2 separate regions of the Mus musculus genome follow, and region 1 is linked to region 2. Evidence: chromatin loops called from intact Hi-C (ENCODE). Cell type or tissue: left cerebral cortex. All regions are shown on one strand. Links, peaks and the distances in the headings refer to the core of each region. The heading gives the core; the rest is flanking DNA. Region 1 overlaps Phtf2 (putative homeodomain transcription factor 2). Region 2 holds the start of Gm25335 (a small nuclear RNA gene).

Evidence for each region. Hi-C counts contacts between places; a loop is a spot of excess contacts. Peaks named below come from ENCODE experiments on the same cell type or tissue, not always from the same donor. Only the 100,000 strongest peaks of a DNase experiment are listed, where the experiment ranks them.
Region 1: it touches region 2 in a loop (2.6-fold over the local background); 12 of 42 quality-filtered maps call a loop at or near these places.

The regions. Positions count from the first base shown.
Region 1 is chr5:20,750,134-20,766,432 of GRCm38, reverse strand. Phtf2 (putative homeodomain transcription factor 2) reads left to right here. Exons shown (of 18, transcript NM_172992.3): 15 at 520-675; 16 at 2,124-2,219; 17 at 4,644-4,769; 18 at 5,358-7,769. The coding sequence ends at 5,378. Among named protein-coding and RNA genes, the nearest start is that of Gm52806, 19 kb to the left of the region's middle. In left cerebral cortex, for the core only: no CTCF peak of the experiment used is centred there; DNase peaks (open chromatin) are centred at 5,419, 6,436 and 7,425.
Region 2 is chr5:19,512,413-19,528,711 of GRCm38, reverse strand. The region is part of intron 1 of Magi2 (membrane associated guanylate kinase, WW and PDZ domain containing 2); the gene reads right to left. Gm25335 (a small nuclear RNA gene) reads left to right here and starts at 13,205; the gene lies at 13,205-13,307. In left cerebral cortex, for the core only: a CTCF peak has its summit at 6,409; DNase peaks (open chromatin) are centred at 6,378 and 10,163.

The DNA of each region.
Region 1 (16,299 bases), core at 2,740-10,739, 1.2 Mb before region 2:
ATGATGTTGGGTACTGTGATAGCACTGACTGTCCAGATATAGATAAAATAACATATTTAAAGATGACTGTTGAAGGTTGATGACCTGGCACCATGACAGAGTGGCAGAACTTCGTAGCCTACAGAAAGCTCTGGGTGTGCTGTGTCCTCAGTACTAGGAAAGGAGAAATAAAACCACAGGATGAATAAAATTTTCTAAATTATTAAGAGCCTGAATGGAAAAGATTAAACACAAAATTTACCTTGGGGTAGAGTGGAGGGTTAGTTCAGAAATCAAGGACAAAAATATCTCAAGGTTTTAACTGAATTTGAAATTTTTTTTAATATCTGAAGTACATACTGTAAAATTAAGATTCAACAAAACTTATAGAACCCATAGCTGTTGGTTATATTAGTCTTCATACTTCTGATGTGCATAAATATTTCATGATAAATTTGTTTTTAAAACAGCACTACATTTGAAATAAACTAAACTGCGCACACTGCTGCTTCACCCAGTGTTTCTCTGCCTCCCTCCCAGCTGCTCCACGTGCACGAGATCTTCCTTGACTGTCACTATAACTGGGAGCTGGTGATCTGGTGCATCTCCTTAACGCTGTTCCTCCTGAGGTTCGTTACTCTTGGATCAGAAACCAGCAAGAAATACAGCAATACCTCAATCCTACTTACGGAACAGGTGGGTTCACCGTCAGTCAGTCTCCAGTCTGGGGGACAGCTTGCCAGCTGTGGGCTCTCCTTCTGCCATGTGTATTTTGGGATACAACTCAGGTCACCAGCCTTGGCATGAACATATTTCCCCATTTAGCCATCTGACAGCCCATGTATATACTATCTTGAAACAGTTTTGCTTATCTTATATTTTTCAGGAGCATGGTTTTTATTTGATTATGGTCATTTGTGCTATGAAGCTAAACTTAAATTTTGATAGTACACAGCCATTTTTCAGTGTTTCTGCCTGATCAGATTTCAAATGTAATCTGCTGTTCTTATGTTCTATTTTCATTTGGCAGGAAGGAAGTAGTATTATAAAAATGATAGATTTTAAAACATTAGTGGGACACGATGGCTTTGCAGTGTAACAACCACATTAGAATACGTTTAAATTTTTATTCAACAGAATAAAGCATAGTAATTTTGATAATTGATTTTATTTTATATGAGTTTGCTAAATATTTCCTCTTGCAATTTCATAAGACTTGTACAAAAGAAATGTTTGCTAATGAGCCTGTTGGAATGTTTTAGTTAGGGAGAGCTTGTATTTTAAATAGTCAGTATTCTTGATTAGGTGAAGAGGAGAGTGACCACTAGAGATAATCATCTCTGACATCACTGGGTCTCTTGCAGACAGACAGACAGATGACCACCTCCCTCAAATTGATTGTGAGGCTGATGCTTCTCAGCCTGCCTTCTGCACCTCCTGTCCAGTTTGCCCTGTATCTCACTACCCCGTGTTGGTTTACATGTGGTTTGGGTTTGCTTCATATGACTTCTGCCCTTGACATTAGAAGCTGTCCAGTTCATAGCACCTAGAACTTCTGTACATTGTTAGTCCCACCAGTCCATATGTTGACTGTTGGTTTGGTTGGAGTTGTGGTGTATCAGATGGGTAAGGATAGTGTGATAGAGGCTTGGAGTTAGAGCCTTTTCACAGACAGGGACTGAACTGGGCAGGTACTCCAAAAGTATCTATTAGGGAGTAGATAAGAAAGGTATGTAAATATTTTTTATCACTTTCATAATAAAAAAATCATGGGCCAATTTGGTGAGTTTATTCTGTTGCTATTCATTCTCTAAATTGATCTGGCCCTGAGAATACAATGTTTACCTTTTTAAGTTTTAAGTTCTCTTATTGTAAAATAAGTTTATTTTAAGATTTGGGATGTATAATAATGGTTAAATATTATAATCATTTATAACATTAACTCAGAGATCCACTATTAATATTTTGCTCACCGTCTTTCAGATCTTTTTAAGAATGTGCATTTGAGATCTGGGGATATAACTCATTGGTAAAATGATTGTGTAGCATTCATGAGGCCCTGAGTTTAGTCCCCAACATTGTAAAAGAGAAATATATGTTGCCATCTTAAATGATTTTGCCTATGGGGCTTTTTTATATAAAAGATAAACCTCTACTTGAAAATGGAGAAGAAACCTAACAAAAAGGAGGAGCTGACCCTTGTGAATAATGTGTTAAAGCTGGCTACGAAACTGCTGAAGGTGAGACCTGTGGAGGGTGCGCTGCCCTGCCTGCCCTGCCTGTGCACGGTGTGCTGCGCTGCACTACACTGCCATGAACCCTATTCTCTGTCTGCCTTCTGCCTGCCTAAGTGGCTTCCAAATGACATTCGAGCACATGTGCACAGGTTTTTTGTTTGTTTTGTTGTCATTGCTTAAGTAGCCCAAATAATTGATTTGAAAAGTATGTGAAAACTTTTACTATACTATAGATATGGATTCGTGTGTGTGTGTGTGTGTGTGTGTGTGTTTAATCTATTTCATCTAGAATATTAGGAACCATTTCACAAAAGAAGGCTAGACATTAACTCAGAAGTTCTTTTTATTTTATGTTTCATAAAGCAGTCTTCTGTGTGACCCATGTTAGCTTAAAAATCAATAATAAAACTAAACCTTATTTTTAAAGGAAGAAAATCAGTGATAGACATAGATATATATACAGGTCATCAGTATTTAATTTGAAAATTATTTTTGATAAATTAAAGACTATAGTCTTGTGTTTGATGTCATAATATCCTTGGGATTGAGTTTTTTTATTATTATTAATTTTGTAACAGGATCTTAACTTTGTAGCTCTGATTTGCTCAGTATTAACTGTGTTTCCCAAGGTGACTTCAAACTTGTGGCAACGTCCTGCCTCAGCCTCCCGAGTGCTGGGGTAGAGTATGCCACCATGCCTTGCTCTTGGGATAATGAAATGGGACTTTTCGCCATTGCTTTATGGTATTGCTTTTTTTGTTGTTGTTGTTAAAACAAAAATATATTTAAGAATCTCAATTTCTATAACTAATAGAGCATACTACTTAAGAGTTTTAAATTTTTAGAGAATGGTATGAAATTAGTTGTGACCCAGTAATAGGGTTATTCCACTGTCAACTAAAATATTGATTGGTTGTAGACTGTACCTCACAGGAAATTGGACATCAAAAAGGTTCAGAGGAGGCAAGAAAGGGATAATTATTAATTGCTTTCTTTTAAAAGTTTTTCTTTCAAAAGTCTTATTACAACAGGTGTTAGAGAAGAGAAAGAACACAGACACATCTTTCCCCTATTTTTTTTTTCCAAAAAGATGCCATGAGTTGATGGTTTTCTGTTTGCTTAATCTTTTGTATTGGGTATCTTCAGGTATTGGTCTGGCTGACAGCAGGAACTATTAAACTGTAAAGCAGAGACAGTCACAATGCTTGATCTGCTTCGGTCCAATCCAGAGCTTGGCGTTAATGTGACTTGGACTCTCCCTCTCACTTTCCACGGCCCAGAAACTCACAAGGCCATGATTCCAAGGCCATGTACTCTGTAGCCCACCCCCTTTCCCTGTTAGTACTGGCCTCCATGAGACCCCGTCTCTTCCTTGAGAATCTGGCACACAGAACTTCTTGCTTCTGGAGTTACTGCTCTTTATCTTCCAGCCCAGAGACCCTTTTCCACTTAACACTGCCATGCTGTACCCGCTCAAGATCTTCTAGTGTCAGTTTATTGTCAAGTCTGCCTAAGGGAAAGCCAGTTCTCAGTCAGTGTACTGCTTTGTGTTTGGGCTCTTCCAGGGCTCAGCAGGGGGTAGCACCTTTGCTCTGGCTCTCAGGAGTGCCTTTCTTTCTTTCTTTTTTTTTTTTTTTTTCTTTTTTTTTTTTTTTTTTTTGTTGTTTGTTTTTTTGAAACAGGGTTTCTCTGTATAGCCCTGGCTGTCCTGGAACTCACTTTGTAGACAAGGCTGGCCTCGAACTCAGAAATCCGCCTGTCTCTGCCTCCTGAGTGCTGGGATTAAAGGCGTGCTCCACCACCACCAGGCAGGAGTGCCTTTCTTAAGCCCCGCCTTTGTAAGCCTTGGCCACTGGTCTCTGGTAAAGGATCAGATTGTTTTATTAGTTGCATGTTTATTAAACTATATAAAGCCTTTCAGTTCTAGGACTGAATTTTGTCTTCCCAGAGCCAGCATGGTGCCTGACATATAATAGACCTTTTAATATTTGAATCATCCAATCAATTACCAAATTGTATATTTGAAGATAATTAAATAAGTTTTTATTCAAATATTAATATTATCAGAAGACTTGGCTAATGATACTAGTAATTCTACAAGAGTAGTATTCTCTTTTAGATTCTACTCCAGCTCTTATCTCTAAACATATTCTCTAATTTCCTATAGCTAGTTGGTCAGCACTACACATTCATCATAACAAGAATTGGAGCTATAGATTTATAAAATTATTTTAAAGGAAGTCACTTTTCTTAAAAAATAAAACCACTATTAAAATTTACTTATCTCAAGCTTGGATAATATCATTCTTTCTTAAAATATCCATAATTTATAACATTTGGATAGTGATTTCTAACTCTCTTGAATATTGAGGATTTCACTGGAAATTCTTGTAGGACCTAAGGCTAACGTTTCGTCTCTTCTGCTAGGAATTGGACAGTCCCTTTAGGTTGTATGGACTTACAATGAATCCGCTGCTGTATAACATCACCCAGGTTGTCATCCTTTCGGCTGTTTCCGGTGTCATCAGTGACTTGCTTGGATTTAATTTAAAGGTAACAGCATGCAAGTTTTGTTTTGTTTTATTTTCTTTAATCCTGTCACTCTTTTGAGATTTCACATGCATAATAGGGTCATTTTGGCAAGTTTGTATACAGTTAGTAACAACTTCAGGGACATATAAAGATGTCATGGATTCTCATAGTAGTAGAACTTGTAATGTGGAATACAATCATTATATGTAAGGTGTGTGTGTGTGTGTGTGTGTATTCATATTCTAGGGTGAGTAAGAGGAACCATTTTTTTTCCTTATTAATTGAAACTAATTCTCATGATTCAGCAATGAAGAAAAGCCATATTCTCTTGTTGGCCAAAAATGTATTATTATATAGTAGTGGATACGTACTTCGGTACATGAACAAATAAATGTTAGTAGGAAGTATAAATAGTGTATTAAACAAGTAGTAGATGTATGTTGACATTTCTCAGGAAAAGCAAAGGAGAAATCCAACTTTGATCACTATACTTCAGATGAGTTATTAACCACGGAAGGATAATGGAGTTGCATGGCCTGCAAGTGGAGTGTAGGGATAACTGTAGTAAGCGCCATGTCAATAACAATCTTGACTTGTAATTCTTTATAGCTGTGGAAGATCAAATCGTGACAGTTGAGAGAAATGGAGGTGTAGCCGGGATGCCAGAGCACGAGCGCTGATGGAGCTGGCTGGAAGCAGTGGGTGGCTCTGCTCCAGGAGTCTACTGGGAAAGAAGTGTTTACATCAGAATGTATTGTGCAATTCTTATATTTATTTTACTTGTCCACTGGTTTTGTTTTGTTTTGTGTGTGTGTGTGTGTGTATGTTTGTTTTCTTTCTTTTTTTCCTTTTAAACATTTAGTTTGTTTTAAGCATTGAAGTTTTTCATTGTTGAAAGGGTGGCAGAGCGGATCCAGATACCTGAGATCCTGGTAATTGTTGACGTAATTGACAAGCAGATTGTGAAAACAGAAGCCATTGCTAAGCACTGTTTCTTCATTAATGCCGTGAACTTGCCTTACTTGAGGAATACGTCTTTAACTCTGAAATAGTGCGTTGTCTCAGCTAAACACATGTCCTCTGGTAAACCAGGGTCCGCTCAGGATCGCTCTTGAAATACTTCAGAACAGTACTGGGATCTAGACTGACTAAGCTGCAGTTGAAGCACCCTTCAGTATTAATAGATGGTGTTGTATAACAGGTCAACAAGTGCTCTTTGATAATAAAACTCTTAATGGAGCAATAATTGTAAATGGTTACCATACTGTAAAATATTTTGATAAAAATTAATTAGTAATAAATGTATTTATTTAAAACACTGAGCTGTTTGCACAGCTCCAACTGTGCATGCTCAAAATGTGCACTTTTTAAAATGGTTTCTTTTGGTGTATATCTCTATGTGGATATGTTACAGTGTACTAGGGCATAATATGGTATCCTTTTGAGTGAGGTCTATCCTCATCTCACAAGTGAAGTGCCTATTGTTATTACTAAATAAAGTGCGTTACGTTTACTCAAAAGAATTTCCCATGGTACACTATAGCGTATGCTGTTCCTACCACACTTAAATAAAGCTTAAGAATAAAGTTGTCTGATTGCTAGTTATAAAATTTCCAAATTTTCCAGAAGGACAGCTCCAGCCTACCAGTTCTAGCTTCCAGATTTAATCTGGTGCACCCCTCCCCTGGCTCCATTACATAAGGGCTATTTTTAGATGCTTTTAACGTGGAAAGCTAGCTGCTCTCCCCTTCAGTAACTTGTCCGTGTCCGGTGGGAGCTTATCATGTTTCCCTTTGGCAAATAGGGCAGATATGATAGTCCCTACATCGGGCCTTGATTCTAAGTTGTTACCTTTGTACAATCAGTAGTGTTTTAAGAATTACATGAAACAATGTTTTTGTGATTGTCTTGTTTAAGCCAACCATTTGGTTTTTAAAACAAAGAAATTATTTGAAACAATCTAGGATTTTCTTGGTGCAAAGTCATATTGAATATATTCATATTTTTAGCATATTTTAAGGTCTTTAAAATAATTAATTGTAAATAATTTATTTGATTGGTGCAGTTCTAATTCGCAAATCACTCTTAAAATCAGGATGTGTAGAGACCAGAGCCATGTGTTAAATGTTGCCCTTCCCATTCCTCTGAGCAACCTCAGCTAAGCCTCACTGGAGAGTGCTCTCTGTATAGGAAACGGCAGACAGCATTGTGTTCCGTCTGCCTGCGCTCTAATATGTCCAATAATGACCAAAGTGCATTCTGGGTATTTTTCGAGGAATGTATTACTGGAGCTTTAAGAACATACTTAGTTTCTCATGTGAAGAATTAGGCTTTGTCTGATATGTTCCTTCCTATATTGTCTAATTTGAGGTTGTTTTTAGGCACTATATTTTATAAACTTTTTCAAAATAAGGTACATACCTATACAGAACTTACCATTTTGCACAGAGTATATCAAATATATTTTGAGAATAAAAAAGTACAGCATGAGTTCTGTTAGGAATAAAGTGAGATTGTTGTATCTTAAAAAACTTATTTCAGATTGGAGGTATTTTTGAGAAAAGTAGCTGAGTATACTGACTTAGGAAAATGCTTGCTTTAGGTTGCAGCTGTGTTTAACGTAGAGTTGGGGTGGATTGTACAGTATCGGCCGTGCCGTTAACGTGGGCAGCAGTAGAGTTCTAGGAGGAAAATGTGCTAAGCAGCTTCATAGTTCACAGAGCCATTTCAGAGTAGTAAGTGACATCCCTGCCTTTAAGTATACCATGAATGTAAGAAGTAGAAGTTGTAACATATCACATCATAGAGAAAAAGCAACCCAGAGGTAGAATTATGGCAAATGCTGTGTGCTGTTTCTTTGCCGTGTGTTTTTAAAAGTTTGAACAGCAAGTTTAAAATAAAACATTATAAGACTGACTTGTGTGTGTTTTTTTAAGTGTGGGTTGGTTTTTGTGCTTACTGTAATATAAGCTGTACTTACTGCCCTTTAGACAAGGACGGTGAAAATAAAGTTTTAACTGTACCTCAGCACTTCATAGTTTGTTTAAGTCCTGATAACATGATAGGCTAACTCTGTGTACACCAGGAAGCTTGGACCTGGGGACACTTGTATTGGAATGTAAAAAATGACTGTGGCCTGGGATGCTGAAGTTCAGTAGCGGGACTAATGGGAAAATTGATGCTGGCTAGCTGGAGCTAAGGAATTAGCGGTGATTAAGAAGAGACCAGCAGGCTGGTGAGATGGCTCAGCAGGTAAGAGGACTGACTGTGCTTTCAAAGGTCCTGAGTTCAAATCCCAGCAACCACATGGTGGCTCACAAACCACCCGGCCAACAGAGGGAGCGGAGGTTCTAAATTCAATTCCCAACAACAAATGAAGGTTCACAACCATCTGTACAGCTACAGTGTGTGCTCATATACATAAATAAATAAATCTTTAAAAAAAAAAAGAAGAAGAAGAGACCAGCATCACTGAGGTGAAATCTTCTGGAAATTGTTTTCTGGGAGCACAAAGAAGCTGTGTTCCAGAGATACCCAAGGTTGTACCTCATGCTGCGGCTGGACTTGGTAATGTGTAAGAGTCACTCAGGTGGTACTGCTTGTGAAGGAATGAAGGGATCATGGAGAGAAGCTGAGGCTTAGCACTGTGAGAGGCCAGGGAAGGCCATTGGAGAAGATTGAAGCCTCAGCTGTAGTTGATGGCCCAGGACTGAAGGGGTCATGTAAAGGATTTGAGGCTTGGCGCCCTGAAGAGAGCCTATGAGAGAGGCTATTGGTGAAGCCTAGTTGGAGTGGAACACCCCAGTGTATTGGAGATGTGATATTTTTAAAAACACAGTTTTGCCACATGAATCATGCTGAGAGATTATAGCCAACAAGGTAAACATTCCCAATGGACACAGGTGGCGCTCAGATTAATCAGGGACCATCAAGTCTACTTTACCTTTTTTTTTTAAGATTTATTTATTTACTTATTTATTATATTTGAGTACACTATCACTGACTTCAGACACTCCAGAAGAAGGTGTCAGATCTCATTACAGATGGTTGTGAGCCACCATGTGGTTGCTAGGAATTGAACTCAGGACCTTCAGAAGGGCAGTCAGCGCTCTTAACCACTGAGCCATCTCTCCAGCTCTTCAAGTCTACTTTCAAACTTACCTTACTTAGAGCTAGTCCTCAAGACAGGGTTTCTCTGTGTAGCCCTGACTATCCTGGAACTCACTTTGTAGATCAGGCTAGCCTCAAACTCAGAAATCCACCTGCCTCTGCCTCCCAAGTGCTGGGATTAAAGGCGTGCGCCACCACTGCCCGGCTAGAGCTAGTCCTTTTAAGGACTCGTCTCTGAGACCAGGATTAGCCATATGGTTAGCACTTCTGTCATCTACTCTGTTATATTCCCACCTTTCTTCTGCCACCCCACAAAGACTTAGCACAAATGCCCACTGCGTTGTTGTGCACACTCCACCCCTTCATTGTAGTACTTACTTTCTGGGGAAGCTAGGAGGCCATTCTGAGTGTTTCTACTGCTTTCATATCGCCCTCAACATAACAGCCCCATATCGGACACCAAGCAAGAGTGTCACTAACCCAATCTAACACTATACCCACAGTAGCATGGGACTCCATAGATTGGAGGCCCAGCCCAGGCTCCAGGGTTCCTGTCACTTCAGAGCCAAGCCAAGCTCAGTAGTAGGATATCTGCTTGAGAAACAGGGCTTCTGGGACTAGAGCTCAACCATTAAAGACTAGGCTCACAACCAAAAATATAAGAGAAGCAGGGCTCTGGCCATGCTTTTCTTTGGTGTACTTAGTTTGTTTAAGCAGTTTCTAAAACCCAGGCAGAGTTTTCCAAAAAGCATATTAGGAAGAGTGAAGACGAGGGAAGTGCATTGGTAATAAAAGGCCCGCTCTGAGGTACACCCACCTTCTAGGACCCTCCTCCTCTTTGGAAGCCCATGCAATTCTGAATTCTGCAGTTAGAAACTCTATGGGAACTTCATCACGTGATCACATCCGTGTGGTGTGTTAACTCCCTTTCTGGCCCCTTATCTCTGTAGACTGGGAAATGGGATTGAAAGCTTCTGTATAATTGTGGGAGTAGATGATGGGTTGAGTCAAAAGCTCTTACACACTGCCTCATATAAAGGCCTCATTAGACCAACAAGATAGGTTAGACCACAGGCCACAAAGATAGGTTACACCTGTCCACAGGTGGGCAGGTAATGACAAAACCCATACGGTCCATGCTCCCATTGCAGATGTCATCCGTGGTGGCATCTTGACTAACCACAGCACTTAACCATAGGAAAATATTCTGGAAGAACAAAGAAACTGCCTATCTGAATTCCTAGTGAGCACGTGTATAAACTTAACTTCAGCAGACCTTGCTGTGTGCCCTTCTGAGAACAACATTGCCTCCTGGTCTTGGACTCTCACTTTGGGCTTTCTGGTTTAATGTTAACCATATAACGGGTTTCATTGTGGCATTTTCAAATATACTTTAGTTCATTCCCCTCTTCACAGCCCCCGCCCCCTGCCCAAGCTTGAATGTTCTCAACTGTCGTCTATAGATGGGAAAACTTGACTTTGGAGGCTATTAGAAGAGGGAGCATTAACAGTCAACAAGGGCAGCTTGATGCCCTTGAGTAGGCCCACCTGAACTTGAAGGTGGTGGTGGCAGATCATCCTGTTCAACCCAGTAGAATCCATAACAATCTCTCAGCACCAACGTACTGACTGCAAGAGGACGGTGATGAATAGGAAGCAGAAGACATGTTCACGCGGGGTCTGCACTTCCAAGGAAGATGAAACCAATACATCTGCAAATAAATTACCAGGTGTAGATCTGAAGGAAAGCACAAACTGGTCACAGCATTCAGAAACCAGTCTGCTTTACCATAAAGCAATTCCCTTAGTCCAAATGTTGGGCATTTTTTGACATTCTAGTAGTGGTTACGGCTGTGTGAATTGACTTCTGGGTCTCCTATGCTGTTCCACCAGCCTCAGTTTACCTTGCGCTAATGTCACGCTGGTTTTGCTACAATGGCTCTGGATTGTAACTTGAAACCAGGTATCAGGACCCCTCAGCATAGTGCTTTTTGCTCAGGATTGCTTTGGCAAAACTAGTGTGACATTAGCGCAAGGTAAACAGACGCTGGTGGAACAGCATAGGAGACCCAGAAGTCAATTCACACAGCCGTAACCACTACGAGAATTTTGTCAAGGATGTGAAAAACATTCACTGGAGAAAAGACATGTGGGCCTCCCTACTCTCGTGCATGGTGGCTGATAGAATCCACACGGGCAGTGGGAACAGAGAGCTGGAACCCGGTCGGAAGTGCTGTGAGTACCTATGTAGTACAGCGAATAAACCACACCAGACCCAGAGTCAGTAGTAGATCAACTTTACATAGGGGGATTGAAGGCTTATAAAGTTTTGGGGGACTGAGGGTAGGAACCTCTAGGATGGACAAAGGTCATTGACTGGGGACTTAGGCTACCTGGAGTGCCTCATTAGCATGGGGGAGCATTTCAGGAACCTCAGGGGCTGGCTGGACAGGTTTTGTCAGGAGAAAGGAAATTGGTGCTATAAACTGAGGCTACATGACATTCCTCAGGTAGAGGCGAGTGTAGGGGCTTAGATTCTGCAGACAAGATCAGAGAAGGAGAAACCTGCTAACGAATGGGAGTCTTCCATAGTGTGCTGAGCCCAGAGGCTATTTGGTCATGGTGGACTTTGACCTTAACAGTTTTCCCACAGACATATAAGCCATATATATGATGTGAAAATAGAAATTATACTGTCTTAGTAGAAGGGGGGATAAAGGGTAAATGTGGCCATATATATCACGTGATATACTTGAATGAAAATGTCTTAATGGAATTTACTTTGTAAATAAGAATGTAAAATTTTAAATGCCAATGAAAATTGCTAAAACAATAGAAAATAAGGCTTTAGGCAGAATCACTTGGATTAACTATTATAGAAAAAAATTTAAATAGAACTCTACATTTTTGTTTAAGCAAGTCCACAACACCCCAAGTGCCTGGCGTGTTTTAGGGTGGGACAAGTTGCAGCCTCTAATAACACAGTTTCTCTAGTAGCACTTCATGTAAGGCGTTGGATTTCTGGGAGGCAGTGTGTGTGTGTGTGTGTGTGTGTGTGTGTGTGTGTGTGTGTGTGGTGAGGGTGGGGCACAAAGTTTCTCTGCCTTTAAAAAGCTGTCCTGATTAAAGAGAACCCGCATGAGGGGCAGGTAATCTAGAGTTGACGTTTTTCCTCCTCACCACGGCCCCTCATCATAGCACATTAGGTTTCACCCCTGACTCATCCCAAGTGAGCTGTTCTTTGTTCATGCTTTGAAACGGAGCCTGGCTGCCCACATGTGGCTCTTCAGTTACAGGTGTTCATAGTTCCTTGAAGCCAGTGTGGCTACCTCCCCACATGCACCCACATTTTACCCTCTGAGCGGGCCGGAACCTGAGTGGATCTCATTAATGGGTCCTTATTTAAAACCCGTCCCATTGATCTACCCAGGTCTAAAGCATGGCTCTCACGATTGTCTCTTAATTGCTTCCAGGCTTGCCTCCTTCTCAACAGAACCCTAAAGCTGGCTGATGGCATTCTGGACAGCTTGCCCTTCATCTTTCACTCTGTGTTCTAGTTCCTAGCAGGTATGAGATTGAAGGCCACCTTCCCTGATAGTGACAACACTTTTGCACTTGGCTATTTAAAGATTGTTTCATTTGACCCTTTGTTAGCAACTTACTTAATCATCTTTAAACTTATTGCAAAGCTCTAGGTCTGCTTGTAATTTAAGCCCACCTCCGTGCTCCCTCTAATGGGATCGAGCATTACAGAGCTAGGGCATAAGACACTGTTTATTTCAGCCCAGATCTGAGTGCTCTAAATCATACAGGGTGGGTATTTAGCAAAGCTGCTCACTGAAGGGAGGATAATAGAAAAACCAAGATGGGATTTTGTAGACTAAGACCTCTTTGTGATGGACGCTAAGCCTGTTTATAAGAATGACCCAGAAACCTTAAAAACACCCACTTTGTCCTTTGAATGGCTCCAGGGACGTGGACCTGATTGGGGTCGTGAGGGAATGAAGAAGTGACAGAAAAGACACACAGGAAGCTGCAATCAGGTATCTGGGCTCTCTGCTGGAAGAACCTCGGCACCATAGAAGCCTGCTTCTTTCATAGAGTTGAACAGAGGCAGGTTAACAAGGAGTGGGGCTTAGGGTGTGCAGCTGAGCCATCTCTGTGGGGAACAGTCTGCAAGGGGTGAATGTCCTGGGGAGGAAAGCTGTGGCAGCCTTTTTCTGCCCACACTGTCAACATTTGAGCTCAGTTCCAAGGAAGGCTTTGCCAGCCCTCCAAGTAGGAGGCTCTAGGCTCCTTGACAGAGCTCTGCCTTTGTCAACAATGCCTTCCTCTGAGTAGCAGTAATCCCCACCCACGGCTATGCTGAAGCAACACGTTTACAATATTTGCCAAAGTTTAAATTAATTCCACCCAAGCCATTTTGTTGTTGTTCTGGAAAACATAGTTTTAATAAAAATATTTATATATGTTTGTAGCTGGTTTTTCTTATCACTATAACTAAATCTTTAAACACTTTTTCAGATTAATTTTAAACATGGTAAATGTTCATTAGAATAGCCCACACAAGCTCTTTGGGTTCCTCTGTAATTTTTGTGGGATCCAGGGTGGGAGAGGAGGGGACAGAGACACAGCTCATTTCTCAAAGTAGTGCCACCTAAGCTTGAGGACCCATGTTCAGGTCCCTGGTAAACAGTCAGATGAGCTAACCCATACCTTTCAGTCTAGGAGGCAGGGACAGACAGATTGGTGGAGCTTTCTAGCCAGCCAATTAGCCAATCACTGAGTGCCCCTGTCTCAAAATAGAAGTGATTAAGGAAGACACCCAGCATCCCTGTTTGGCTTTAATGTACATGCACACACACACAGAGTGGAAAGGTTTCTGAAAACAATTGGTCTCCTGTTGGGCTGCTTGAACTGGAATGGAAGGTTGGGTGATCTTGATGTTGCAAACATCCACAAATACCAAAAGCAAGACTCGTAGCCAGAGAGGAGGACATACAGATACAGCAAAAGCTAAGCATTCGTTGGCTCTCAGGATAAAAAAAGAGTACCACCAAGTCCTAATGTTCCCGCTGCTGTGGGTATTCATGGGGCATAGCTATGACTCCTTGCCTTTGGGATCTTTGAGGTAACACTAAAAATATTTTATTTAGGGAAAAAAAATCAGAGTGAGAAATGAAGGCGCGGTGAGGCTTGGGGGAGATAATCTGGGAGTCTGCAAAGCAGAAGCTGTGTGAAAGTCTGGCTGTGTTTGTGACATGGAAGCTGCTCTACAGGGTTTCATATTAGGTGGCTCAGCAAAAGGACCTTAGCTGTGTCTTGTGTGCTTGTTTTCATTATCCTGGTTGTTTTATTGATGCCAGCATTTGAAGAACTTGGACTTCCTCTTGTCTCAATGTTTAATCTGAGCCGGCGCCCCCTCTGGGATTTAGTTTCTTCACTTTTATAAAATGAGAGTCAGAAAACATCCCAGGCCTTTGCTTCCATGTCAAAGGAACCTCTGCTTTATTAGCAAGTGCTCTCATTGGCTGGAAAGCCAATCTAGGCTGGCACAGGCTCTGCTGTAACTGCACGCAGAGTGTGGCCTCTGGTTTGCCTTTCTTTTTCTTTCTGTGGTCCGTCTGCTCCAGCCAGGAGCTCTGTTGTTCTTAGCCAAGCTTTTCCCATTCATCTGAGAAACACGTCATTCTCCAAACAAGTAAAACAGGCCTCAAGCTCATGTGAGCTTTTGTTTTGAGCTCAGAAGCTCAGAGAGACAGACACTCGAGCACACACGGGTCCAGTTCTTTCGGGACTCTCTGTGAGCCAGGCGTGGTAGCCTGTGACTGGAGGGGAGGCTGGAATAGGAGGGCCATTACAAGTCTGAAGTCAGTCTGGGCTTACACAAGGCCGAACAATATATGAAGCTGTCTCAAAATTAAAATTAATTTTTTAAAACAGACTCTTATTGGCTTTACTTAGTGTTGTGTTTATTCTCTGACTCGATGATTGTAACCATGGTCGGAAAACACCAAGATTGGCCAGAGAGTATCAAGGACTGGAATTTACTGTCCCACCAGAATTAGAGGGAAACGGGCAGACACCTATGAGCAAAAGGGCACCATGAGGACTGTGGCCTGTACACGGGAGAAGCCAGAACACAAGGTCACTCTGCCTGTTATGTCTTCAAGATCTGGAAGATGAGACCACTGGGCTAGTATAGCATTGTTCAGTCTGGCATTTCCTTCTGCGTTTCCCAAATCCCTTCCTAGGAACAGTTTAATCTTTTTCTATTAGCTTTCAGATCTTTCATCTGCATGGCTAAAGTCTCATTTTCAATCCGAGTCCCCCGCCAGCTTTTGTTACAGCAAGAATAGAGGACAGGAGCCCACTGAACCAGGAGCACTCCCACCCTCCCGGCATTTCCAATCCCGCCAGCCACCACAGTGAGGCTTTCTCTTCAATTCTGAATCGTTCCTGCCTGACTTCTCTGTAACCCTGAGGTAAAACCGAGCTGTGGGATCAGAGCTGATAATAAAAAGACCACAAATGGCTAAAAAGGCAAAGAGGATGGCTTGGTGGGGGATCCTCACTGGATTTCATCTTTAGCTGAGCAGTCATATCCAGCCTCCTTGGGACTACACACTGAAGTAAAGTCTAGGCGAAGGATTTGCTCACTGAGCTGAAATATTCCTGCCCGCAAGGCTCATCCAACTCTTTCCAAAGTCACAACCTTCTGAAAAGCTCATTCCACGAATACATTTGAGGCTCCTTCTTGTTCTTGTCTATTCCAAAAGGACAGACTACAAATTTGGAGTCTGAATCTGTTTACGCAGAAAAGGAGTATCTGGTGCCACTAAAGTCATTGTTTCAGAAAGCAGCTTGTCGCCTGCCTGTTGGGTTTAAGTCAGCATTAACAGAACGAAAAGCAACATGCCAAGTAGCTAGCATGCCCTAGAATAGTCAAGCAGAGAGATTTGCATTTAGAATTAAATGGTAAGGCACCTCCTATAGATCCAGAGGATGCTCATGGGAGTGGCTCAAGGAATGGCTGCCTTGCTCATTCCCTATGTACCAATAAACGGTGGCTGCCGGAGAAAGAGGGGAGAGAGAGGAAAGTTAAGTCTGGAGTCCTTGGCTCCAGAGACCAAAGCCCATGCGGTTAATTGCCTTTGCTCTCCTCCTTTCTATTGTTCCAGTTTCCTGCACTAAGCGCGTCCCATCTCTACCATGAAAACATTGTGTCACCAATAATCTCTCAGATGGAGAGGCGGGATGACCACAGCCCCCTCCACCCCCCTACCTGGGTTTAAACAAGGAAACTCTGCTGACTACTAATGCAGAATGATAATAATTTTTAAATGGTACATCAACACCAACTTGTAAAAGTTCTAAGTCTGTGTCAGTTTATGCTCAGGAAAGTTATACCTAACTGAGTAGCGCTGGCTTGGTCTGGATG
Region 2 (16,299 bases), core at 5,602-13,601:
AATAGATCCATATTTGTCACCTTGCACAAAGCTCAAGTGCACAAAGCTCAAGTGCAAGTAGATCAAGGATCTCAACATAAAAATAGATACACTGAATCTAATAGAAGAGGAAGTGGGGAAGAACCTCGAAGTCACAGGCAAGGAGACATTTTCTAAACAGAACTCAAATGGCTCAGGCTCTAAGATCAAAAATTGATGAATGGGACCACGTGAAACTGGAAAGCTTCTGTAAGGCAAAGGACAGAAGTCAATAGGGCAAATCAGAAACCTACAACTGGGAAAAGAATCTTCACTAATTCCATATTCAATAGAGGGCTAATATCCAAAATATATAAAGAACTCAAGAAGCTAAACCCCCCAAAAGCAAACACTCCTATAAAAAAATGGGGTATAGAACAAAACAGAGATTTCACAACAGAGGAATCTCAAATGGTTGAGAAGCACTTAACTGTTCAAAGTCCTTAGTAATCAGGGAAATGCAAAGCCAAACAACCCTGAGATTCTAGACCTTACACCAACCAGAATGGCTAATATCAAAAACTAAGATGACAGCACATGTTGGATAGGATTTGGAGAAAGAGGAGCAGTCCTCCCATGCTGGTAAGATTGCAAACTGGTACTCTGGAAATCAATCTGGAGGTTCCTCAGAAAATTGGAAATAGATCTACCTGAAGGCCCAGCTCTACCACTATTGAGTAAATACCCAAAAGATGACCCACCATAAAACAAGGGCATGTGCTCCACTGTGTTCATAGCAGATTTATCTGTGATAGCCAGAAGCTAGAAACAACAAGATGTCCCACAATGGAAGAGTGGATACAAAAAATGTGGTTCATTTATATAATGGAATACTAGTCAGCTATTAATAACAAGGACATCACTAGGTTTGCAGTCAAATGGATGGAACCAGAAAATGTCATCCTGAGTGAGGGGGTGGGAGTGGGGTAGGGACATATTCTTGTAGACAGAGGGAGGAAGATTGGAATGAGGAACTATGGAAGGGTGGACCAGGAGTGGGATAAAGACTATAATGATTGGGTCCTTTTGCAGACCCAAAAGGACATGCATGGTATATACTTACTAATAAGTGGATATTACCAATAAAAAGTACAAAATACTCTGGATACAATCCACACAACTAAGCAAGATTAGCAAGGTAAAGGGCCCAAGTGAGGATGCTTTAATCCTACTTGGGAGGGAGAAGAAAGTAGTCACAGGGAACAGAGGGGAAGAGGGATTTGCACGGGAGAGGGGAAGAGGAGGGGAAAAGGGGAACATGATCAGGTATATGTGTGTGTTTTGGTGGGGGGGGGGGGGCAGGAGAGAATCCCTGAGAGCCAGCAGAATTAATGGAAATACACGACCTCCTGGAGTGGGAGGTGGGGGTGGGACTCTGTAGAAAGCACCAGAGACCTGGGAGGTGAGAGATTTTCAGGACTCAAAGGGAGGAGCCTTAGATGAAATACCTAACAGTGGAGAGAGGGAACTTGTAGAGTCCATCTCTAATAGAAAGACAGGGCTTCATCAAGTAGAGAGATAGGGTTGCCATTCCACAGTCAAAAACTCTGACCCAGAATTTTTGCTGTCTAAAAGAACTGCAGGGACAAACATGGAGAAGAGACTGAGGGAAAGGCAGTTCAGTGACCAGCCCAACATGGGATCTATCTTAAAGAGAGGCTCCAAGACCTGACACTATTAATGATGCTATTGTGTGCTTACAGACAGAAGCTTACCATGGCTGTCCACAGAGAGGCCCAGCTGACTGAGACAGACACAGACACTTATATCCACCAATGTACTGAAGTCAGGGTTCCCTATGATTGAGTTAGGGAAAGGCTGGAAGAAGCTGAGGAGGAGGGTGACCCCACAGGAAGTCCAGCACTTTCAACTGACCTGGACCCCTGAGATCTGTCACTGAGCCACCATCCAGGCAGTGTACTTCAGCTGGCCTGAGGCCCCTGACACATAGATAGCAGAGGAGTTTCTCATCTGGTCTCAGTGGGAGATCATGTGTCTAAACCTATGGAGACTTGAGGCCCCAGGGAGTGGGGAGGTCTGGCAGCGGATGGACTTAGGAGTTGGGGACATCCTCTTGGAGACAAGAGGAAGGAGGAATGGGATGAGGAAGGACCAGGAGAAGAGTAATGACTGGGCTGTAAAAAAATAAACAAATAAAAGTAATAAAAAAGGAATGAATCAATCAGCAAACTTTAATAACTTATTTCCTTACATAAATGCACATTTTAGAAAATATCACAGAAAATATAATAAATGAGCTTCCTAATACACACAGAGGTCAACTTTTAAATGTACCAAACATCAAGGAGCTGAAGAAGACAGTGTATCCCTCCCACAACAAAGGGAAGGACACTCTTAGGATTTCCTGTTAGTGTTCATTTCCTATGCTAGCTGATATGAGATAGAGTAGTTAAAATAGTCTACAAAGATAAATGCAAGACCAGTTATGAGTCTATCCTTGGAGCTTGTGTGGCCTCTAAAGCTTCATGTGTTTTAAGCTCATTTGTCAGTTTGACATGGTTGGGAGGTAGAGGGCCATTAAGATGCAAAAGCCAGGGGGAGCCCTCAGATCTCTGGGGACTCCTCTTGATTGGATAATTTAACACTAGCCATTCTTCCTCTTTTGACCACTAGTCATGAAGTGACTTATCCTCCTTTGCCATGCACGTTCACCATGATAGAGTGTGCTGCTACAGGCCTATGCAATTGTCAATATGTCACATACAGCAACCTTGAAAACTGAGTACCAAAGCCAAGCTCCCACTTCTGAAATTATGTTTGTTAGGCATTTGTTACAGTACTGGAAAATTGAATAATGCACATTGAATGTGAACATTTACAATGATGTGCAATGATGGTCTTGTCATGTAAAATCTTAAAATATAGATCTAAAATCTTAATGCAATTTTATATGGAAATCAGCATGTATGGAGCAGAACTTATGATTCATATTTATTCTTTGAAAAATTTGCACATGTATACAATGTACAATGTATATGATGGTACTTGATCATATTTACCCATCAAACTCCCAAATGCAATTCCACTAGAACCTCCATACCCCAGCTCTTTCCCAAATCCATGTCTTCCTTATTAAGGGCAGTTAGTGTTGTTCATATGTTCATAGGACTGGGGTTATCTGTCCACCATGGGTAGGCAACTCAACAGTTACCCCATCTAAAGAAAAGTGACTGTCACTGTAATAGAAACTATCTAACTGTGAAGTGCAACCTCAGTTGGCTATAGAGCCTCAGGATTTCCTTTACAGTCCATGCTGCAGTTTTAAACTCATTTCATCTTACACAGATCTTATGTAGGCAACCACAGCTATTGTAGTTCATATATATTATGTAGAGAGGACATCATTTCATAGCATTTGTCCCATTTTATTGCCCTTACATTCTTTCCATCTCCCCCCGCCCCTTGTCCTTGATGTGGTTGGGAAAGCTGTTGTAAGATGTCCCATCCATGACTGAGCATGCAGAGTCCATTATTTTTAGCATATTGAACAACAATATGTCTCTGCATTAACCAACACAAGAAGTGTCTTTGACCAATGTTGCATGCAACATAAATCTATGGATATAAATATAAATATGTAGAAGAGTATTTAACAACATGAACTTTTAGGAGACCAATATTAATAGGTTCTCTTCTCAGGTATAGAACTTACAACCATGAGTTTTGACTATTTTTTATAGTAATTAATATGAATTCTTCTCTATGGAACAGACCTCAAACCTAATCAAGTCAGATCAGTCTTCTAGCAGTTCAGGGCCAGTGTTGGATAAGACCATTCATGTCTTTTCTCCTCTAGCTACCTGAAGAGTATACATTCTTGCATACAAAATATGGCCAACATGGGTCACTTACTTCCTCATAAATACAAGACTGATTTTTTTTTTGTCCTGCAGCCAAAGTTTGTGGTAGTCTTTTGCAATAGTCTTATCATTTAGTTATGGGGGAAACCAAAGCCATGATAGTAGTATTATTTCATATCAAGTAAAGGTACATATATAAATGTCTATGTATGTCATATGTATTTTAGATTATAATATAGATATGCTTCTTTACTACAAGCTATAATAAAACATTGAATTTCAGTGAATTATATGTGGTTAAGGTAATGAGTTAACTGTATTCTACCTTTCTGGTGAACAAGATGACACAGTAAACTGTTTCAAAAATTAAAAAAAAAAATCACTTTAGCAAACTTGCATGCATATGCCAGCTTTGAAAGTATAGTTGAAGTTTTGAAAGGTTAATCACAAAGAACAGGTATTGCTTACTTGAATTCTCACCACTCAGGTCTATAGTTTAGAAACTGTTAAAGAATGAAGGAACCTGGCAAACAGGGATATGCCAGTGCAACACAGTATCCTCAACCATGAGAGGCAAGAACCTTAATGCACAGACAGGACTTACATACCAATTTTAAATGTACTGATTCTATAACTATAGATCAATCCTTGCAGAGCAGAGACATGGAATTGGATTGAAGTGTTTACATTCACAACAAAACAACAGACAACAATGAAGTCATCTTTTTCTTATCAAATTTTGTAAGAGATGATGATAGAGATAGAAATGTTATTGGCGGTGATGTAAATTGATATGTATCATTTGATTCTCTTGTTCAGCAATGTGTCCAGGATCTAAAATGTTATTTTTTTGACCCAGTTATTCCATTTTATACAATTTCTCCAAACAGGAATCGTTTGAAATATGCACCCTAGTTCAGCTATTCTTATTATTTCTTATAATGATGCTAATTATATGCTCTGCACGCTCTTAAGTAGAGCAACCTGCAGTAAATGCATGTTGTCATTTGAATACATTTTAATGGAAGAGGAAAAAAAAACTCAGTCTAAAACCAAAATAAGCTAAATCAAGACTTTCTACTTTTAAGTAGGGAAAGATGATTGGAAGAAAGTCAGAAAACAGTGATTTTTCTTAGACATGGCAGAGAGTGTGGTTAATTTAAGTTTTCGTCTTTATATTTCTCCATTTGTCCACATCCTTTCAATAAGTGAATAATCTTTCTCTAACACAACAGCTCCATTTACTTTGAAACCATCTCAACTCCCTGCTGCCCTTCTGATCCTGCCATACTGTGGTTCTCCTAAAGGAGGAGATTAGGATGGCTTCAAATTCACACATTCCTTTGTTTTCCTTATCTAAATTGGGTCTCTGAAAAATGAAAGCCTGGAGGTGTTGTAAACTGTTCATTTAAGTACAATTAAGCAATCCCCCACTCAAGTCTCTTTTGTGTTTGGCTGTTTTTTCTTTATGTAAACCTAGGAGGTAGAATTCATCTCTAGTGTTTTCATTCATCTCCTGCCTCACCTACTGAGAACCAGAATTTGCAGGAGCTATCAAATCTGCTAAGACAATAGCTTCCTATTAAACACGAATTAATAAGTTAATCCTGTAGAAGATAACAAATCTTGCAACATAACTGCAAATGTTATCATCCCTTCAGCTTCAGCATAAGGAGTGCTGACTACTTTATATCACAAATGAATGTAATGGACACAAAGGAGTTGCAGTCCAACATCCCTTTAAAGAACTGGGGTGTTAGCAAAGACTGTAATCTTGCCCAGGGTCTCACCTGGTCTTGAAACAGCCCATACCAAGTGATAGACTCAGATGGGAAAAAATAAAGTCTTTCTCTTTGCAGGCTGATGTAGGAGAGCACCCTGAAAGGCCACCTTTTGGGGTTGGGTCTGCACAGCAATTAGAGCTTTCCTTCTGATGTGGCATTGGCTCATACCTTCTTTTCTACAAATCTTGACCTTGGAGACCATTGGAAATAAATCTCATGCCAGGTAAACACAGAGAACAAACCTAACGTGAAACACTGAATCGGTAATCTAGATACAGGTGAGCTGGTGGTCTAATTAATTTTTTAATGTCATAAGTAATGAATAAAAATGTAGAATTAGAGATAGTTATAATAATGGGAAACACCCAAATCATTACCTTAAAGCATTATAGGCTCTGTAACTACGTTATTGGTTATCATTATTAAAGGCCATTAATTTATACAATTGTATAATATACTGTAGTCCATATCCATGAGAATTTGAATATAATTAAACTTGAAATATTTTTGTGAGAATCTATTCTAAACAGAAACACCTTTTTTTTTTTTTTTTTTTTTTTTTCTGTTGCAAGCTCTTTAAGAATTTCACCATTAGTGATCTGAGGCAAGCAGCTGACTCTGGCCCTTGCTCTGATCCTCCTGTGGCAAACAAGACCATGCAAGGTTAGCAAACTGAACCTTGACACTGACACTTCTCACAGTGTTTAAAGTGTTGTAGAAACAGCAGTTAAGAACTGCTAAATCAACCTGCTGGTCTTTGAACTGAAGCTCTTTGCTGCCCTCTGTAGACAAGTCAATGTGAAAATGGCAAGGTCCTTAACACAGAAACCATTAATTTTATTCAGTTATGATACATTTGTTCTGAAATATTTAACTAAACAATGGACCAAACAGAGGATCTCTTAGTCAACAAGGACTTAGAAATTCTTTTCTGAGATCTTAATTTTATCACGTTAATAAATTCCCATATTTTAAAATCATTGCACCAAAATAAGCTACATATTTGAATACACTGGGAATGTAAAAATATAGCAAACACATATGTGCACACGTGTGTGACCTGAAGAATCAGCAGTTTTAATTTTTTGAGTTTTTAATTATTGTATGTATTTTAACCATGTTTCCAGAGTAAAATACTCTAGACATTAATATGGACAGAACATTTTGTAATAAAATGAAGAAAATCTAGGAAACAAATCAGAAATAAACAAATGGTATGCCAAGTGTGATATCACAGGTGCTTATTACTTGTAATACTTAGAGGAATGCATATCAAACCACCATAAAATACAATCTCACCCTAATCCAAATGGCTGTTATTAAAAAGAACAAACAACAATAATGTCCATAACATTTTGAAGAGTGAACAACTGCTTCACACTGCTGATGGGAATGTACACTAGGAAAGCTTTAAGGTAATCAGCTAAAAACATAACTGCTAGCTGATAAAAAAAAAAAAAGTCCCCATCACCGAGCATTTATATAGAGAAGGGAATCAGGATGCCAGAGAAATAGCTCCGTCTCTGCATTTATTGTAGCAGAATTCACAAAAGCAATGAGATGGAAACAATGTAAATGTTCATCAATTAGTGAATACTTAAGGAAAAGATCTTCCATCTACTGCAATGCAAAACTACTGAGCCATAAAACAAATGGAATCTTTCCTTTGCAGCAGCATGGGTGCAAGGTGGAAGACGTCACCTTAAGTGAGACAAGTAAGAGGCCAGAAGTCACGAATGCTGTGGCTCTGACCAGGTGTGGAAGGCTATGTAAGTTGGTAAGAAGATGCAGTGTAGAAAAGTGGTGATCAGACACTGAGAAAGGAGAAAAGGTAAGTGAACACACAGATTTTGTTTATGATGGATATTAGCTAGGTGACGGATGGTATATATCAGAATAATATATTTATCTGTTTTTAATGATGCTTCATTTTAAATATCAAATACCCAAAAACATAGTTTGTAGGAACTTAATTGCAAAGACATAAATATTTGAAGTGATAGACTTGTCATGATCCTGATGTGATCACTACATAGAGCATGCTTGTATTGTACTGTAACCCGTAAATATTAATAGCCATGTGTCAAATCAAATGTAAAAATCTTCAAGAGTCTTATAACTTATAGAAGAAATATTCTGTGACTAAAAACAAAAGCTAGTGGTCATAGTCTCACTTAAGAGTCTTCCTTGCCTTTGATAAGATGCTCATGTCTGCTTCCTTGTTGCCATCTAGGAAAAGAATAACTCCATATTGCAATTGAGAAATCTCTGTGGACCCTGCAAAGCTATAGGTATGGTGGGAAGGATGGAGGAATCATAATATAATAATGGCAGCTAAGAGCTGAGTGCTTACCCTGTGCAATCCATGGTACACATACTTCACGTAAGTTACCATTCGATCTTGCTAAACATTGCAAGCTCTTTGAATTTGTCAATCTTGCCATTTTGTTGAGAATGGCATTCTCTGAAATTTGATCAGAATGTATCTATTTCTACAAGTAAGGAAGGTCTACATTTTATTTTAAAGAGAAAAAGCTTGTCTATATCTCATACTAGTTATCTCAGTGAGATGATTTTATTCTTAGGCAAGTTGCCTGCACTTTAAACTTATTGTGTCTGTTTTTTTAAAGAACATGTGACCAGGAACATTTCCCAGGAGAGAATTAATTGGTAATTATTTCTCCCAAATATGAGAGTGCCTTCTATTACTTTGTCAAAATGATGTTACACCACTTTGCAAAAAATTGATTCCTGAAAGTCTTTTATTCTTGACTTTCATTAATGCTACTAAGTCTCTCTGTTCTTTTTTTCCTTTTTAAATTTATTTATTTATTTATTTATTTATTTATTTATTTATTTATTTATTATCTGTAAGTACACTATAGCTGTCTTCAGACACTCCAGAAGAGGGCGTCAGATCTTATTACAGATGGTTGTGAGCCACCATGTGGTTGCTGAGATTTGAACTCAGGACCTTTAGAAGAGCAGTCTGCACTCTTAACAGCTGAGCCATCTCACCAGCCCCTCTCTGTTCTAAATACAATTCTTTTTTAGATATGTATTGGTTAAAGGGAACTCACTTGGTCTCAACTTTATGTGCTGATTTATTCTGAGATGCGACACTTAGTAAATACTCATTTTCAGTTAGTGAAAGCAGATGAGTGATGCTGATGGGATAGAAAGTTAAGCTAAACAGACAGAAGAGCCACATAGGTATCAGAGATTTCCAATTGTTTTGGTCAATGAAAATTGGAAAATAGGTTTTGCTGAATGTGAAAAATACAAAACATCTAAATGAAGATAGATTTGGTATGCTTAAAAGAAGACTATTTCATAATGTTGTCAAATCTCACACAGTATCACTGACACCATTCTTTGCTAAAATCATCATCTAACTGCAAATCTTTTGGATGTGTTACATTTAAGTGATCACAGACTTATTCTGATCCCTGCTCTCCTCTACACCCACCGTCAGCAAAGACAGAGTTCATTCCCTCTCTGTGTGGTTTAGGTCCAGGGTATCATTTAGGGACAGATTTGCAATACTGTTTGATCTTTTCCTCTGCCCAATCTTTTATTCTATTCTGAAAATATTAAACCACAGAAGCAAGCGAAAGCACCTTCATAGTGTGACAGAAATGTCCAGAAAGTTAATCACTTTGTAAAGTGTTAAATATCAAGCAGTTCATATGCACGTATTTTAAACATTTGTTTTTTAAACTTTTGTGTGGAAGAAGATATACTTGAATATTTGTGCCTGATCAAAGTTAACTTAAAGGAAGCAACGTGGAGGGGGAAACTTTGATTTAGTTTATATTAAGGTTGAAATTTATAATAAGCTAGCTAGTTTGTTGGTAAATCTTAAAGGGTTTATGCATAGAAATATATGTATACATGTTTTGCAGAAAGAAATCCGTGAGTCCTGAGTGGCTACCTTTTCTCCCTTCCTGAGTCAGGACACTGTCTTATTTGGACCCTTGATGTCTACTTCTCCACAGAGTGTTATCTTAGTATCTGTAGCTATTAGGACACAGGCATCTCCTCAGTACTTGGTGATGGCCTAATTGTTTAGTTTTATGGAGTTTCATTAGTTTACTCCTTGATCAGTGAGTACTAGAATTATTTTCTCAGGAAAGTCTCTCTATGTGATTTCATTTAAGTATTTGGTAAAAATTTAAATATTTTGCCAAATGTCTAAATGAAATTAAGAGATAGAGATTTCAAAAGACTATGCATATTTTGAAAATCTCAGTCAGAATCCCACCTAGGGAGTAGAGACACCCAAAATCTGGATACTGGAGATTCTGATTGTCAGGGGCACATTAATGGTTAATGGCTTTCCCATTCAGGAAATTTCCCTGCCTCCCAGGATAGCTTTTCCTATGGATCAGCCTCTGGCCAACATCTGTGTGAGGAAGGATCTAAAAGGTCCAAGCCTGTGTTTTCTACCGAGACAACTGTTGGCTGTGCAGGGCGCAGGCTTCATTATATGTTTCAGAATTTTGGGGCAGATTCATCTCTACTCTCAGTTCTGCTTGTGTGGGCAGCTCCCTGCCATTCTCAGTTCCCTATGGCTGTTTTCCAAGAGCACATTCCCTAACATTTCTAGAGGACGTGCTCTCTCTCATATTAAAGCTTCAGAGTGGGCCATTTACATCCAGGTGATTAAATAGATTTAGTCTGAAGTAAGCAAGACTGAGGTTGACCTGATTACAGAGTTGGTGATTTTAGTCAGCATTTTAAACGTGTTGATATTTTGATCTTATTTTTGAAAACACATGTGTTATTTTGTTATTTTAGTTTAGTCTTTCATTGTGTGTTACTGAGGATTAATTTATTCAATGAAACTCAGCATTCTAGTGAACAGGTAAACCATGACTGGTACTATCATGTAACAATAATAGTCACAAAGTCCAAAAGGCTTACATTACACACACACACACACACACACACACACACACACACACACACACACAGAGGGATGACAAATTTCTTTGTGTGTTCTTGTCAAACAATGTATACACATTTCTTATGTCTTGGCACTTTTTATGGTTTTAGGGATTGAACCTGGGACCTTTTGCATACTAGCCAAGCACTCTGCCACTGAGCCATACTTCCAGCCCTCCACATTTTAAAAATTGTGATTCTAAGCATATTTTCTTTTTTTTTTTATTAGATATCTTCTTTATATACATTTCAAATGCCATCCCAAAAGTTCCCTATACCCTCACTCCACCCTGCTCCCCTACCCACCCACTCCTGCTTCTTGGCCCTGGCATTCCCCTGTATTGGAGCATATAAAGCTTGAAATACCAAGGGGCCTCTCTTCCCAGTGACTAAGCTTATTTTCAAAGCATATATTTTTAGAATATTTTTCCCACTCTGCAGTAGCATTTTAATTTTCTTAAGAATGCTTTCAAAGGAGTCTCACATTATTTCTAAAAACAAACAAACAAACAAACAAAAGAGAACAAACAAGAAAACTAAAATATTTTACCTGCCTGATTTCTGTAGCACTATTCAAGGTACAGGCAAGATAGAAGAAATTCCTGTGATTGCTGAAGGATGAGTTAATACATAAGTTGGCATGTAAAGACACTCTAGCACTACCTATACCTTTAAAAGAAGGGTTATTTTGTGTTTTGTAACAAGAGGGATAACCTTGGAGCACAGAATCTTATGCTAAGTAAGCCAGGTGCAACAGAACATTTAGTTGTAGAATATAAAGAAGGTAAACACCCCCAAGGAGAGAGAGAGGGGACAGTGTTTACCAGAGATAGGAGGTGAGAGAAGGGGAAACAGAAAGACACAAGCTAAAGAGCACCAGGGTTCAGTAAGCAGGGATAAGTCCACAACCTCTATTACCCAGGAGGTAACCACAGTTAATAACAATGAACTGTGCATTCCAAAACTGGCAAAAGAATATATTTAGTTTCAGATTGGAAAAGCTTACCTGAGGTGATAGACATGCTAGTTAGCTTGATATAAATATTTTCAATATATGCATAGGATGAAAGCATCACATTATACCCTGTGGAATTTATGGAGTGAATATTTTGTCACTTAATTTAAAATTTAAAAGTATCTAAAACGTTGACTTAGATTTTTCATTATGCTAACTACACAGCTATCTACTGTCACTGAGAGTAAGCATAAAAACATACAAAATAACTCTGACTTTTGGTGAAATGACCTCTAAGAGACAAACAACACAACTTATTTGTCTCACACGAGTTTATTCCAATGGTCATAAAACAAAAGATGTTTTATTTTTAGTCTTTCACAAACTGAAGTGAACATTAACCACATGTTGACTACACTTTTGTTAAGATACTTTTGCTACAGCTGAGGTGACAGATCAGGTGGCCTTTGTTCTTTCTTTCCTTTGTCGTTGTGTTTTTGCTTTATCTTTCAACAGAAGTGAAACTTGATCTGATATATGTTGGAGACCCAAGTGAAAATTCAAAATATCTTATCCCAGATACATATCATGTTTGAAAAGTAAAAAACATGGTAATAAAGTTAATAGAATCTATCAAGAAAGAATATAGCCATGATGAAGAGACAATATTTAGAGGCCTGGCAGCTCATGAAAGGAGAATGATCTTGGTTTGTCCAGCCATGCAGATGTTGCTGAATTCAAGTTTGGGCCCAGCCTTGCTGATGAGTAATTAGAAAAAGTCTTACTGTCTCTCTGCTTTTCTGAGTAGAGAATCTTAGAAATTAATTCTGTGGAGGAATGATGAAATCAAAAGATTCTAACATTTCCAGAAGGAGACGGCTTTTTGGATTCCAACAAAGTCCACTGGCTTCCATTCAGATGAATGCAATTTCATATTCCCATTTGAGAATAACTATGAGACAAGATTAGTTTTAAAAGTGTTTATTTTAAAAAATTTCCAACATATTGAAGAGAGTGATTGAAACATGTAGCTGTGCTTTCAACAGGAGATTATGATGGTAGCAAGGGATGCCTGGACCACGGCAGGCCACTGCTGCCAGCACCACCTTCCTTTACAACAGAGTTGGGTACCAAATCTGAGATATTTTTAGCTAACAACAGACTATTATATAGCTAGTACCCAATGATGCTTTCTAAAGGAATCAAATAATTGATAAATGAGTCATTCTCCATTAATCCAATTCATTGAGGCTTCCAGAAACAATAATCTTCCTGTGAGAAAATATGAATATTATATATGGTAAACATGATAATGGAAAATTATTCAGAAAACTCTATCCCATGGAATCACATTCAAGGGTCAAGACCTCAAAGACAATCTAGGCTTCTTTTCTGAATTCTTGCTAAACAAGATAGAATCATGCTAACAGAACCTCTTAAAGGGAGCAAAGAGCAGGGAACACTGCTGTGTGCTCATTGCTGGTGAAATTAAAATGATCAGGGCTGAGTTCCCTGTGAGATCTGCCTGCTTAGAAATCAGTATGCACCTGAAGACACTTTGCATGCATGAGCTGAAAGTCTTGAAAGTATGCCATTCTGTAGAAAGGCTAGATCGAAATCAATGCGATTTAATCTCTTTTGGTCGTGAATATCATGTCTTAAAAAATTCTCTGCAGAGCCTACTTCAGCAGCACATATAAGAAGAGTGGAATGGTGCTGAGAAGGTTAGCATAGCCTCTGTACAAAGATAAAATGAAAATTTGTGAAGTTCCATCTATTGTGGCCACCAGAAGTTCCCAACTCAGGTGGAGAGCCCCCTGCTCAACCACAGGCTACACAGGCCAGAAGACTAGAGAGGAAACAGAAACCAAGGAATAAAATTCCCACCCAAGAAAGTCATACCCAGAAATGGACACCGAGACCAATAATGAGACCGTACTAAGATGTCCAGATGCCAGCGAAGAACAAAACAATAGCGAGGGCAATATATCGCCAACAGAGCCCAGAAATCCAACCATAGCAAGTCTTCAGTATTCCAGAATCACTGGAGCAGCAGAAGACCTTAAAATCAACTCTATGACGCTGATAACATTCAAAAAGAACAAATGAATAAATCTGTTAAAAAAAAAAAATCAAAGAAAGGCCAGGCATGGCGGAACAGGCTTTTAATTCCATCCCTCAGGAGGGAAAAGCAGGCTGATCTCTGGGAGTTCAAGGCCAGTCTGCTCAACAGAGAGATTTCCAGCTCTGCAAGGGCTACACAGAGAAACCCTGTCTCAAACAAACAAACAAAACCCCAAACAAACAACATCAACAACAAAAACCAAAATAAAAAACCAAAAATATCCCAAACAAACAAAAACAAAGAAAGTAAAGCAACAAAAGCAACCCCCACAAAACAACAACAAAAACAAATTTTAAAAGCCCCAAAAAGGAAAGGAAAAACAAAATCTTGAAGGAAATGAATAAAGCTTTCAGAGAAATTTAGAAAAACAAACAGTTGAAAGAAATGACTATAAATATTTAAGACCTGAAAATAGAAATTGTAGTAATAACGATAATACAAACTAAGGGAATTCTGGAGACAGAATATCTAGAGATCTGAACAAGAATTATAGATGCAAGCGTCACCTATGGAATACAAAAGATGAAAGAATCTCAGGCACTGAAGAATATTTGCTATAAGAATAGACACACTGGTCAAAGAAAATGTTAAATCTGAAAATTGCTGACACAAAACATCCAGGACATCTGGGACACTATTAAAAGACCAAGTCTAAGAATAATAGGAAGGAGAATAATCACTGCTCAAAGGCCCAGAAAACATTTACAACAAAATCACAGAAGGCAATTATTCTAACCTAAAGAAAGAGATAGCTATCAAGGTATATGAAGCTTACAGAATACCAGAGATTGGAACAGAAAAGAAAGTCTCCTTAACTCATAATAAGTATATAGAACCAAGAAGGAACATTAAAGCAGCTAGGAGAACAGATGGAGTAACATGTAAAGGTAGACCTATAAGCACTACACTCTGCTTCTCAGCTGAGACTCTAAGAGTCAGAACAACCAGCACAGATGTCCTGCAGACTCTAAGAGAGTGTATGGTATCTATCTGAGTCCACTGACACTGAGAAATAATAAGGACCGAAGACTGTCAATTGCTGTTATGTTGTTGTTGTTTTGATGATGATGGTGGTGGTGGTGTGTTTGTGTGTGTGTGTGTGCATTTCCTGTCTTTTGATTTTCCTGGTATAAGATTATTTAGTACCTTTTTATGTCAATTGATACAGATTCCAGCCCAAACTACAATACACAGAAAACCTTCAATTATTATAGATGGAAAAAAATAAGGTATTACATGATAAAGTCAAATTCGTAGAATATATATCTACAAATCCAGCCAGTAGAAAGAAAGCTCCAACTTAAGAAAACCTACACATGTGAAAACACAGAAAATAATCTCACACCAGCAAAACCAAAAGAAGGGAAACACATACAGCCCCCTGACTTCATGACTGACTCAGTATGCAGAACTTAAGGGTGCAGGCCAGGATTCTGGTCGTACATCATATCATGATGGGAAAAGTGGGAAGGAATAGATCTTAAATATTAAACCATCCTTGCATTTATAAAAGTTAAAAGAAAGAGAAACCCCATTTTATCATTACTATTAATAGACTGCTAGTTTCTCAGATTTCAATCATTAATTAAAATCTTAACATCTGTCATGTCTACCTATCTGTCACCTATAAGAAATGAATTTTGGTATATTCTCCTGAAGAACCACTCCTTGGCAAACCTTAGCGAGTATGGACAACTATTGTGCTGTGAGGTACTGTGGTCCAAAAATGTTAAACTAAGTTATTAAGGCAACAGGTTCACTGGTTCTTATCTCAAGAACTGACTAGGAATGTAGATGTCTATCATAGTTTTAGAAATGCTATTCAGTCCAGTTTTAAAGCATCCATCTTGAACATTAATTAGTTTTAGTAAAGTCCAGGATTTTTAAAAAACCTTTCTGAAAGGTCTTCATTCTCTGCAAAATGCAACTAAAACTTAGCCTTCTGTTATTAGTCTGGTAATAAGGTTTCGATTTAGCTCTTTTTCTGCTTGTGTTTTACGTCCTCTAACCCTTGCTACTCAAGGAAGAACATTTAATTGACATTACTGACATTGTCTGCGAGCTTATTAAAGCAATGGGATTTCAGGCCCCATTCTACATCTACTAAAGCAGAAATCTCCATTTTATTCAAGAGCCCCAATAGATGATATGCATATTACAAGAAGCTAGTCTCTAGGACAGCATGTCATATGACAGCTACCCACTGTTGTCAACCTGAAGTCCAACTATTACAATCTGCCAATTGTATCTCTCACTAACTGTCTGGATATGTAGGCCATTATGAATTTTATTTTTACATTATATTTCAACTAGTTATATACTAATGTAAGAAATTACTGATTTAAAATTAACTTACTGAGATGCTTTATTTAGCTCACAGAATTGATTTGAACACAACTACTTTTCCTAAAGCATATTAACGTAATTTCTACACAAAGAAATTATGTCTTCTTATAAATTGTTTTCTGAGGGCATGTTTGTATGTACTATCTTTATTTTATACTTTGAGGTAATTAGTATAGCAGACTTATTAAGCCTATTTCTAGATATCTTAATACTTTTGAAGGGATAATTCCTGTATGAATTTTGAATGTTCACAACAAAGAAATGCTTGATAAACATCAGTTGAGTGTGTGTGTGTGTGTGTGT